Regions from separate parts of the Homo sapiens genome. Here region 2 is linked to region 1. Evidence: chromatin contacts called from ENCODE Hi-C or POLR2A ChIA-PET data. All regions are on one chromosome and are shown on one strand. Each heading gives the region's core, a stretch centred on a gene start or an enhancer-like site at or near the end of the contact. The rest is flanking DNA. Distances are from core to core; before and after follow the strand shown.

The links. Hi-C counts contacts between places; a loop is a spot of excess contacts on that map. ChIA-PET counts read pairs that join two places held with the same protein, here RNA polymerase II (POLR2A). Pooled maps may share reads with other maps.
Region 2: POLR2A ChIA-PET joins it to region 1 with 11 read pairs in MCF 10A. The contact joins two enhancer-like sites. A Hi-C loop is called at or near these places in 1 of 168 maps with a recorded cell type or tissue (endothelial cell of umbilical vein) and 1 of 50 pooled maps. POLR2A ChIA-PET finds 5 or more read pairs at or near these places in 6 of 52 experiments (K562, MCF 10A, PC-9 and 3 more).

What each region holds. Positions count from the first base shown.
Region 1 is chr5:37,693,868-37,698,669 of GRCh38, reverse strand. It overlaps WDR70 (WD repeat domain 70), which reads right to left. Exons shown (of 18, transcript NM_018034.4): 11 at 916-1,015. Among named protein-coding and RNA genes, the nearest start is that of GDNF-AS1, 140 kb to the left of the region's middle. Within about 2 kb of position 2,174, at least 5 of the 41 ENCODE cell types and tissues checked have a DNase peak (open chromatin) inside an H3K27ac peak, as active enhancers do.
Region 2 is chr5:37,734,511-37,738,880 of GRCh38, reverse strand. All of the region lies in intron 17 of WDR70 (WD repeat domain 70), which reads right to left. Among named protein-coding and RNA genes, the nearest start is that of GDNF-AS1, 100 kb to the left of the region's middle. Within about 2 kb of position 2,705, at least 4 of the 41 ENCODE cell types and tissues checked have a DNase peak (open chromatin) inside an H3K27ac peak, as active enhancers do.

The sequences.
Region 1 (4,802 bases), core at 925-3,424:
TCTGTCTATGATGTTTAAGGTTTACACCCAGCACCTAGCATAATGTTAGCTCATAGTAGATGCTCAATATACAGTAGTCGAGTGACTGAATGAATAGCTAAATATAGCACTGTTAGATTCACCTGCCTAAAGGCCCTCTGTAGCATAGTTCCCATCTACTTAACCATGCTATTAGTATTTCTTTTCCTTATGTGATATTTAAGACCCTCTGTAACATGGCTCCAAACTACTTACCATGCTATTTCTTTTCTCTCCCCACAAATAGGTCTGTAGGAAAATCTTCAGCTATGTCCCATACTCTCCCATAATGCTGCCTTCACTATTCTCCATCTCCTTCTACCAATACACAACCTATCTATGTGATAAAGATTTAGCAAAAAAATTAGGAAGCTATATCCAACCATACAAATGTGGATAAGTAAACTTACAATATGATCATATAGAACTGTTTTTAAAAATCTCATCTAGATATAGACTTTTTTAAAAAAACTAAATTGGGTTAGTATTTGAACTGGCAGAGAAAAAAAAGCAATGGTCAAGCAACAAATAGAAGACTTTGAAGTACCAGACACAGAATTATAAAATGGTATAGAAAGAATATAGGTGATCATCTATAAACTTCCCAAGGCAGAAGCAAGGATCATTTGTGGAGGCTTCAAACTCTTATGGAATTTGAATCTAAATGAAAAACTTAGGCCAAAAAAAAGTAAATATTTAAACATTTTACTTGGTAATTTTTAATACAAACAATGTTGCAAAGTTAGAAATGTATTTTAATGAAGAAATCAGACTGGCAAAGGTGCATTAACAAAAATCAAAGCAAGCTTTACTAAGCACTAGGATATTATTGTCATATTTGTTAAAGATGATTATTTTATATAGAGAAATACATCAAAAAGAAAGCTTTTAACCTACCTCCACGAGAGGCAAGGACATTACCATCATAGGAAAAAGTCACGCAAGAAGTGTCTGTGCCCGAGTCATGAGCCTGTTTATAGTGGAACTTAGGATGAACCTATTCACAAAGACAAACAAAGTGTTAATATCTCACCTCAATTCAGAAGAGAACAGTTTTGTGGCAAGAACATTTCACTTTATTACGATGAAAATAATACACACCTATAAGCAAAGTACTAATTTCACATGATTATAATTTGCTTTCTAAAAAAAAGAAAAACCAAATGGCTTTTAAAAATATCCATTTGCTTTAATAAAGAACAGAGAAGGTAAGTCCTAGCAGGAGACATTTTTCCAGATTGCCCTAGCAAGCTCTATACAAGACAAGACTACAATAACTTCTTCTTATTTACTTCTTCATATTATGCTTATAAAGTTATTGGGACAATTTCCAGTATTTATCTGAAAGAGCAAATATAAATCAAAATTACAAATGAGCACATTATTTATTTACCCCAAAATATTTATTGTATTCCTAGGATATGCCATACACTCTGCACATGGTTGGAGGTCTTAATGTGCCTGTGGAATGAATAATGATAATAATAACAGCAGCTAACCCTTACACAACGCTTATCATATCCTAGGCACTATATGCTTTCCTATCTTGCCTATTTAGTCCTCACAATCACTCTGTAAGTTAGGTTCCATTATTATCATCTCCATTTTATAGTTTGAGAAACTGAGGTACAGAAACTTAAGGACCTTGTCCAAGGCCACACAGTTAGTAAGTAGTAGAGCTGGGGGTTTGAAACCAAAAAGACTATTCTTAAATACTTCATTATAATCCTTCTCTTACTGATTTATCTTAATAGTATTTTTGCTTCTAATGTTGCTTCTACACAGTTAAAGACTTGTAATTCTACACCAATCTTGCCACTCAGTTATGACTCAGTAACTGGCACAAGGTACTAGGAAGTCAATTACCTCAAAAAGTGTGGTCTATATGAACAAAGACATTTGGTCCATTAAAAACTTTCTCCCCTACATAGCTGTCATTAATAGAGTAACCTCTATAATAGGTGTGTGTGCACGCGCGTGTGTGTGTACCTGTGTACCCACACACACATGCCATGCTGGCTAATTACACAATGGTTCTGGGCCATTACCAACTTTCCTAGGGTAATTCCATAGCGAAAGACAGGGGCACTGCTGGTAATGACAGCATGTGAGTCCCTCCTGGGAGCCACAGGTATGGTAATGCAAGTGAGCTCATCTCCATTGCTCTTGTAGCAACCCTTATGAAGAATGAGTCACAAAACAGAGCTCATGTACTTTGCCCTCCAAATAATATCCCTGACACCCAATCCCTGGGCTTACACCTAAAAAAATCCAGTAATGAGTACACCACCTTACAAAAGCAGGCCAGTTCATTTAAATAATAATAATAATCTGTATATATTGAGTGAAAACTGGCTTCTCAGTTCTTCCTCTGGGTAACAGTCTTGGAATTTTATATTAGTTATCATGCTTCCATCTTTCATGGATACAAAGAATTCATTGATTCAACGGTTTTTTTATTGGATATCAACTGTATGTATGGCAGACACTCAGTTAAGCAGAGAAAACACAAATGTGCCCAGATAAACATAGCTTCTAAAAGACTTGGCAGTCCCCAGAAAGGATACAGATCAGCACACAGAGCGACAAGTGCTACAATGGGGAAATACAGAGTAATACGTGAGCACTGAGAAGGTCCTAACCCAAACTTGACAATGAGGGAGAAAAGAGGGGCAAAAATAAATCAGAGACCTAACAGATAAAGTAGAAGTTAGCAGTTGCAGGAGCAGGAGGTGAGGGCAAGAAAGAGTATTTCAGTCAGAGGGTACTGCACTGTGGTAAGCCGAATTTTTATCCTTGTGACCTCTGCCCCCTAGTGTGATGTCCATGAATACCTTATATGGTCAAAGGAACTTGGCAGGTGTAATTATGGTTACTAGTCAGCTGACCTTAAAATAGGGAGATTATCTTGGATTGCAGGTGGGGCTGAAGCAGTTGCATGAGCTACAGTGCCGACAAGAAAGTCACAGAAATGTGAGGGAAGAGGAACTCAGAGAAATTTGAGATATGAGAAGTGTTTCACATGTCACTATCGACTTAAAGATGAAGGGGGCCACATGTCAAGGAAACAGGGATCTGAGTCCTGCCAACAACCAATGAGCTTGAAAGAGGACCCTGAGCACATACCAAGGCAATACTCTGATTTTAGCCTGGTGAAACCCTGAGAAGAGAATCCAGCCACGCTGTGCCAGACTTCTTACCTATAGGAAATGTGAGAAACCAAAGGCATGGTGGGGAAATGATATGAACAGGCCCCAGATATCAAGGCTGTATAAGCCATGGGATATGGTTTGGATCTGTGTCCCCACCCAAATCTCATGTCAAATTCTAATTCACAATGTTGGAGGTGGGACTTGGTGGGAGGTGACTAGATCACAGAGGTGGCTTCTTATGAATGGTTTAGCACCAGTCCCTTTGGTACTGTCCTCATGATAGTGGGTGAGTTCTCATGAGATTTAAGTGTGTGGCACCTCCCTCCCCCTTCTCTTACTCCTGCTCCTGCCATGTGAGATATCTCACTCCCCCTTTGCCTTCTACCAAGACTGTAAGTTTCCTGAGGCATCCCCACAAGCCAACCAGATGCCAGCATCATGCTTCCTGTATAGCCTGCAGAACCATGAGCCAAATAAACCTCTTTTCTTTATAGATTATGCAGCCTCAAGTATTTCTTTCTAGCAATGGGAGAACAGACCAATATACCATGTTAAGGAGCTTAGATTTTATCCTGAAGGCAAAAGGGAGTTGCTAAAGGAGTTTAGGCAGAGGAGTAGCATGACTAAACTTGCTTTATTATTATTATTATTATTATTATACTTTAAGTTATAGGGTACATGTGCACAATATGCAGGTTTGATACATAGGTATACATGTGCCATGGTGGTTTGCTGCACCCATCAACTCATCATTTACATTAGGTATTTCTCCTAATGCTATCCCTCCCCCAGTCCCACACCCCCCAACAGGCCCCAGTGTGTGATGTTCCCCGCCCTGTGTCTACATGTTCTCATTGTTCGATTCCCACCTATGAGTGAGAACATGCAGTGTTTGGTTTTCTGTCCTTGTCATAGTTTGCTGAGAATGATGGTTTCCAACTTCATCCATGTCCCTGAAAGACATGAACTCATCCTTTTTTATGGCTGCATAGTATTCCATGGTGTATATGTGCCACATTTTCTTAATCCAGTCTACCATTGATGGACATTTGGATTGGTTCCAAGTCTTTGCTATTGTGAATAGTGCCGCAATTAACATACGTGAGCACGTGTCTCTATAGGAGCATAATATCTGATCCTTTGGGTATATACCCAGTAATGGGATGGCTGGGTCAAATGGTATTTCTAGTTCTAGGCCCTTGAGGAATCGCCACACTGTCTACCACAATGGTTAAACTAATTTAAACTCTCACCAACAGTGCAAAAGTGTTCCTATTTCTCCACATCCTCTCCAGCATCTGTTGTTTCCTGACTTTTTAATGATCGCCATTCTAACTGGTGTGAGATGGTATCTCACTGTGGTTTTGATTTGCATTTCTCTGATAATCAGTGACGATGAGCATTTTTTCATGTGTCTGATTGCTGCATAAATGTCTTCTTTTGAGGAGTGTCTGTTCATATCCACTGCTCTTTTGATGGGGTTATTTTTGTCTTGTAAATTTGTTTGAGTTCTTTGTAGATTCTGGATATCAGCCCTTCGTCAGATAGGTAGATAGCAAAAATTTTCTCCCATTTTGTAGGTTGCCTGTTCACTCTGATGGTAGTTTCTTTTGCTGTGCAGAAGCTCTTTAG
Region 2 (4,370 bases), core at 1,456-3,955, 40 kb before region 1:
CAAACAGAAAAGCTTAAGCAAATGTCTTTCTCAAATCTATAAATTCTGGATAGCTGATACTTTGTGCTGATTAAATTTCCCCTTGATACTTTTTGGAAAACTGATTCTCAAGATTATTTTTACAAAGTGAGTCTTTTCCAGCAACTGTATGCTACAGAAAAATAACAGAAACTCAACAGAAAGCAAGTCCCACCTTCAGTGCTTCCATCCAGAGGAATTTTGTGTAGAGCAGCCAGTAATGAATAAAGAGTCCCTCTGCAATCTTCTAAAAGGGCATTTTTGGGGTGCATTGTTTGTGTGAGAGATTCAAAGTATTACAGGACTGTCCTTTCTCTTCTGATTAAGCTTTGACCTATGTCTTCTACACGGCCCTTCTCTAGCACTCAGGCCAGAGTGAAGTCGTCTTCACTGTAACAAAATGTTTTCAGCTGCAGTGGAAAGTCCACAGGTCAAATTCTTTTTAATTATGGATGTTCCTCTGATATGATTCCTTCAAAAAGCATAAAGTGAGCTCCAGGGTAACAGAGCAAGTATGAGGCGAAATCACTTGCATTACTTAGTCATCAGCACATGAGTATAAACCACAAGCTTTTTTGGCTCAGGGCCCATTGTTTATTATGAAGGAAAACCTCAAAGCCAAAGTCAATTATAGCCATGACTTTCAATCTGACACACTTGTTAACCCTGTTAGAATGAATATGGCCCAGATGAACTCTGACACAGTCATCACAATTGCAGAATTATTAAGATTAAATAAAAGCCTTGACCAAAAAATTCCACTTGAAATGATTCCTTTTTTTGGTGAAGAGCTAATCGAAGTTGTTGTTTTTTTGTTTGTTTTTTTTTTTTTTAAATATTAGGCACACTAGGCAACAAGATGTTTCTAGATAAAGCATTTTCTATTTTCTTCAGGAAATGAACATATAATATTTTAGAAAATAAACACATCTCAGGCTCATAAATAGGGTATACTGACTCATTATGCTATGTGTGAGAGTTCAAAGACTGTGAAGATGGAAAAAAGAACATACATGAGACCTACGGAAACTGTGAAAATAGGAAACAAAGAAAGAGACAGGAAAAGAGAAACAGAATTCTACAAAATTGCCATTAGCTACCTTATCACCAAATGGATAAACAAGTTACAAAGACAAAATCTTTGAAGAACACACAGGCTTGAGACAGCCCAGGTATCACCAAAGCACTCTCTTAATAAGTTCCCATTTATAAGATATATAACTGTGTGCCACAATTTCTATTAAAAAACATGCACGAAAGCTTGGCATTGGTGTAGCCCTGCCCAACTTCATGGATCAGGAAAACAGCCTCAGTGAAGGTAACTCGCCAGGGGGTGGCGGAGCTGAAGCTAAATCTCAGGACTTCTGATTCTTAGTCCAGTGTTCCCTCTGTTACACCATGCTGGCTCATACAATGATCTTTTAGCTTTACTATTACTCAAGTTTTCTAATAACTACTACCAGTTGCTTTATGATGAAAAGCAGTACACTGTACTTAGTTACAGTTATAGGCTTGATTCTGAAGCCAGAATGCTTGCATTCAAATCCCAGTTTTGCCACCTGCTACCTCTGTGGCTTTGGTCAAATTATAAGCCTCAATCTCCTTATCGGTAAAATGGGGACAATAATAACACTTGCCTCACAGGGCTGCTGTGAGGATTAAATTAATAATATATATAAAGTTTTAAAACAAGCCTGGCATAGTATAAGTAAAATAAAAGTATCATTATTATTATATACCTTGCTTTGGATATCAGGTGTTCCTCACTTCATATAATAGATGTATTTCCCAAAAGCAGTATGTAGAATATATTTGGTAAATTAATTTTTATGTTAAACACAATATAGCAGCTTGCTACTTTTTAAAGGAAATAATTTTATTAAGCAAATAATATTTCTTCACTATGAATTTCTATAATTGAAATAATCTAGTCAGTAAATTTGAATTTTCTTAAGGGAGAATAATTTGTTGCTTGTTTTCATAATTACTTTTGTACTATTAAAGAATAATTTGTTGCTTGTTTTCATAATTACTTTTGTACTATTACAGAATAATTTGTTGTTTTCCATAATTACTTTTTACTATTACCAAACATAAGTGTGCAAAACAATCACCCAGGGCACCTCTTAATATTCAGATTCCCACCCCTAATCCCACAAAGCCCCCTTGAGTTGGTTTAGGATGGAGTCCAGAAATCTGCATTTTTAAACAACCCCCCCACCGCAAAAAAAAAAGAAAAAAAAAAAAAACTACATACACCGCTCTGATGCAGGCAGTTCACAAAACCACTTTCAGAAACATTGGCTTCTACACAGGAATACAGTGGAGAGTGACAATTAGTCACCTAAATATAACTCTGGAAAAAATATATTTTCTCTCTGTGCATTTATGATTCTTCCTGACACAAATAACACATAAACCTTCACTTGCTCACAGAGTGGCTTCTTTAAATATTGCCTACAACTCAACATGACTTTAAATGGATCCTTTATAGGTGGGAATGATATTTTAACACATACATACACACATATTCATATATCCAATATCAGACAAGATATGCACACTGAAAATTAAGTTGACCGAACCAGCAAATAATGGCAGCCTATCTGGCAAGAAAAGTGACGTGGTTGACAGAGCTGTCATTCTGTCAGGCTGCTGGCCAGGGTCCAGGCTCCCACACACATCTATCCTTGTCTGATGTGTAAGCTAATAGCTTTCTGGATCTACATCCTGCCCATTCCCCAGCCAGCTCCTTTTCTCTCCCTCCAGCAGCATCTTCTTACAAGAAACTGAAACTGAATCTGCCTATGTGTAGCTGAACAAGAGTCCTCTGTGATCCTGCTGTGTTTGAAAATTTTCATGGCTGTTACATTGCTAGGGCCAGGAATGAAACTTAAATAATCTATAAATGTAAACTCTTTAAAGACTCTTTGTTATCATCACCAGTGGATATTGGTGAGTGTATGTCATGTGTAGGCAGGCACATTTGTGGAATGTCTAATTGTGCTTTTCTGTGATAAAGCGAGATATGGTAAATAAATCTTCATTTCATCACTGACAGAAGTCAATTGCAGTGAAGAAAAAAAACCAACCAGACACACATTCTCAATTACAGTGACCTTTACGAAAAGATCCTTTTAAATATTAGCTTCCTTTCAAATACTTTGCTACTTGGCAGTAAACAGTATACTCTAGCAGGTGAACACAGGAGAAATAGCACTGCAATCCTAGCTAACAAATTACATGCCACAGACAGACAGTGCCATGAACTTAGTATGCAACAAATGCAAGGTGACGAAATTGGGTGGAAGCAAAGAGATGATAGCAAAATGCAGCGGCAGAAAGGTGTGTATCAGGAAGAGAGTGCAGTCCTCTGCAAAGCTCATTAGGTTAGGGATCAAGAGAACTAATGTCTAGTTCTAGTTTCAGTCATTGTTAATTGCAGATCTCTAAGCTACAGCCTCCTCACATGTAAAGTGAGGATATGACAATGCCTGATCTACCTACCTTGCAAGAGCTGCTATTATGCTAGCACGAATTCATTTGTAAACATAACTGAATCATCTCTAATGCAGAAAAATATCTTTAGATATTTTGAAAGTGAACAAAAACACTTTCAGCTGCAATTAATTCTTATTTAAAGAAAGTTGAAAATCTGAATGAATGACTGTCCAAGAAAATATTAATTACCAAGCAGCCTCAGAAGAGTCAGAAAACTCAGAATAGACTATTTGCCAGGAGGGGATGGAAAAGAGAGAAAAATTAAGGAATTACTACTCACCCTCCACTCCACAAAAGCTTTCACATTTTACAGGTGAATTCTATCAAATCTTTATAAAATGGATAAGTTCAAATGTATTCAAAACAGTTTGAGGGTACATATAGAAAAGAAAAATACACAAAATTTTTAGGAAGCCAGTCTAACACCTTAGAAAGAATAAACTACAATCATATAACGGTCGTATCAAAGATGCCAGGATGGCTCGGTGTTAGGAAATCTAGTAATATAATTCATCCCATTCATAGATCGAAGTAGAAAAATTCCATGATCACTTTCATAGAGATGAAGGAATTCAGTAAAGGCCTCTTGTGTTCGCTGCATGGGATGCTCTTCCCCTAGGTATTTGCATGGCTCACTCCCTCATTTCACTCAGGTCAAAGGTAACTTTTGTAGACGTTCTTCCCTGACCACTGTATCTAAAATAGCGCCTTTTCTCCGCCTGATTACTCTATGTCCCCCTTTTATCCCTCTTTTATCTATGTCCCCCTTTTATCTTTTTATAAAAGGGATATATCCCTCTTTTAGTTTTCTTCTTAGCATTATTACCATTTAATATTTATATATTTATTTA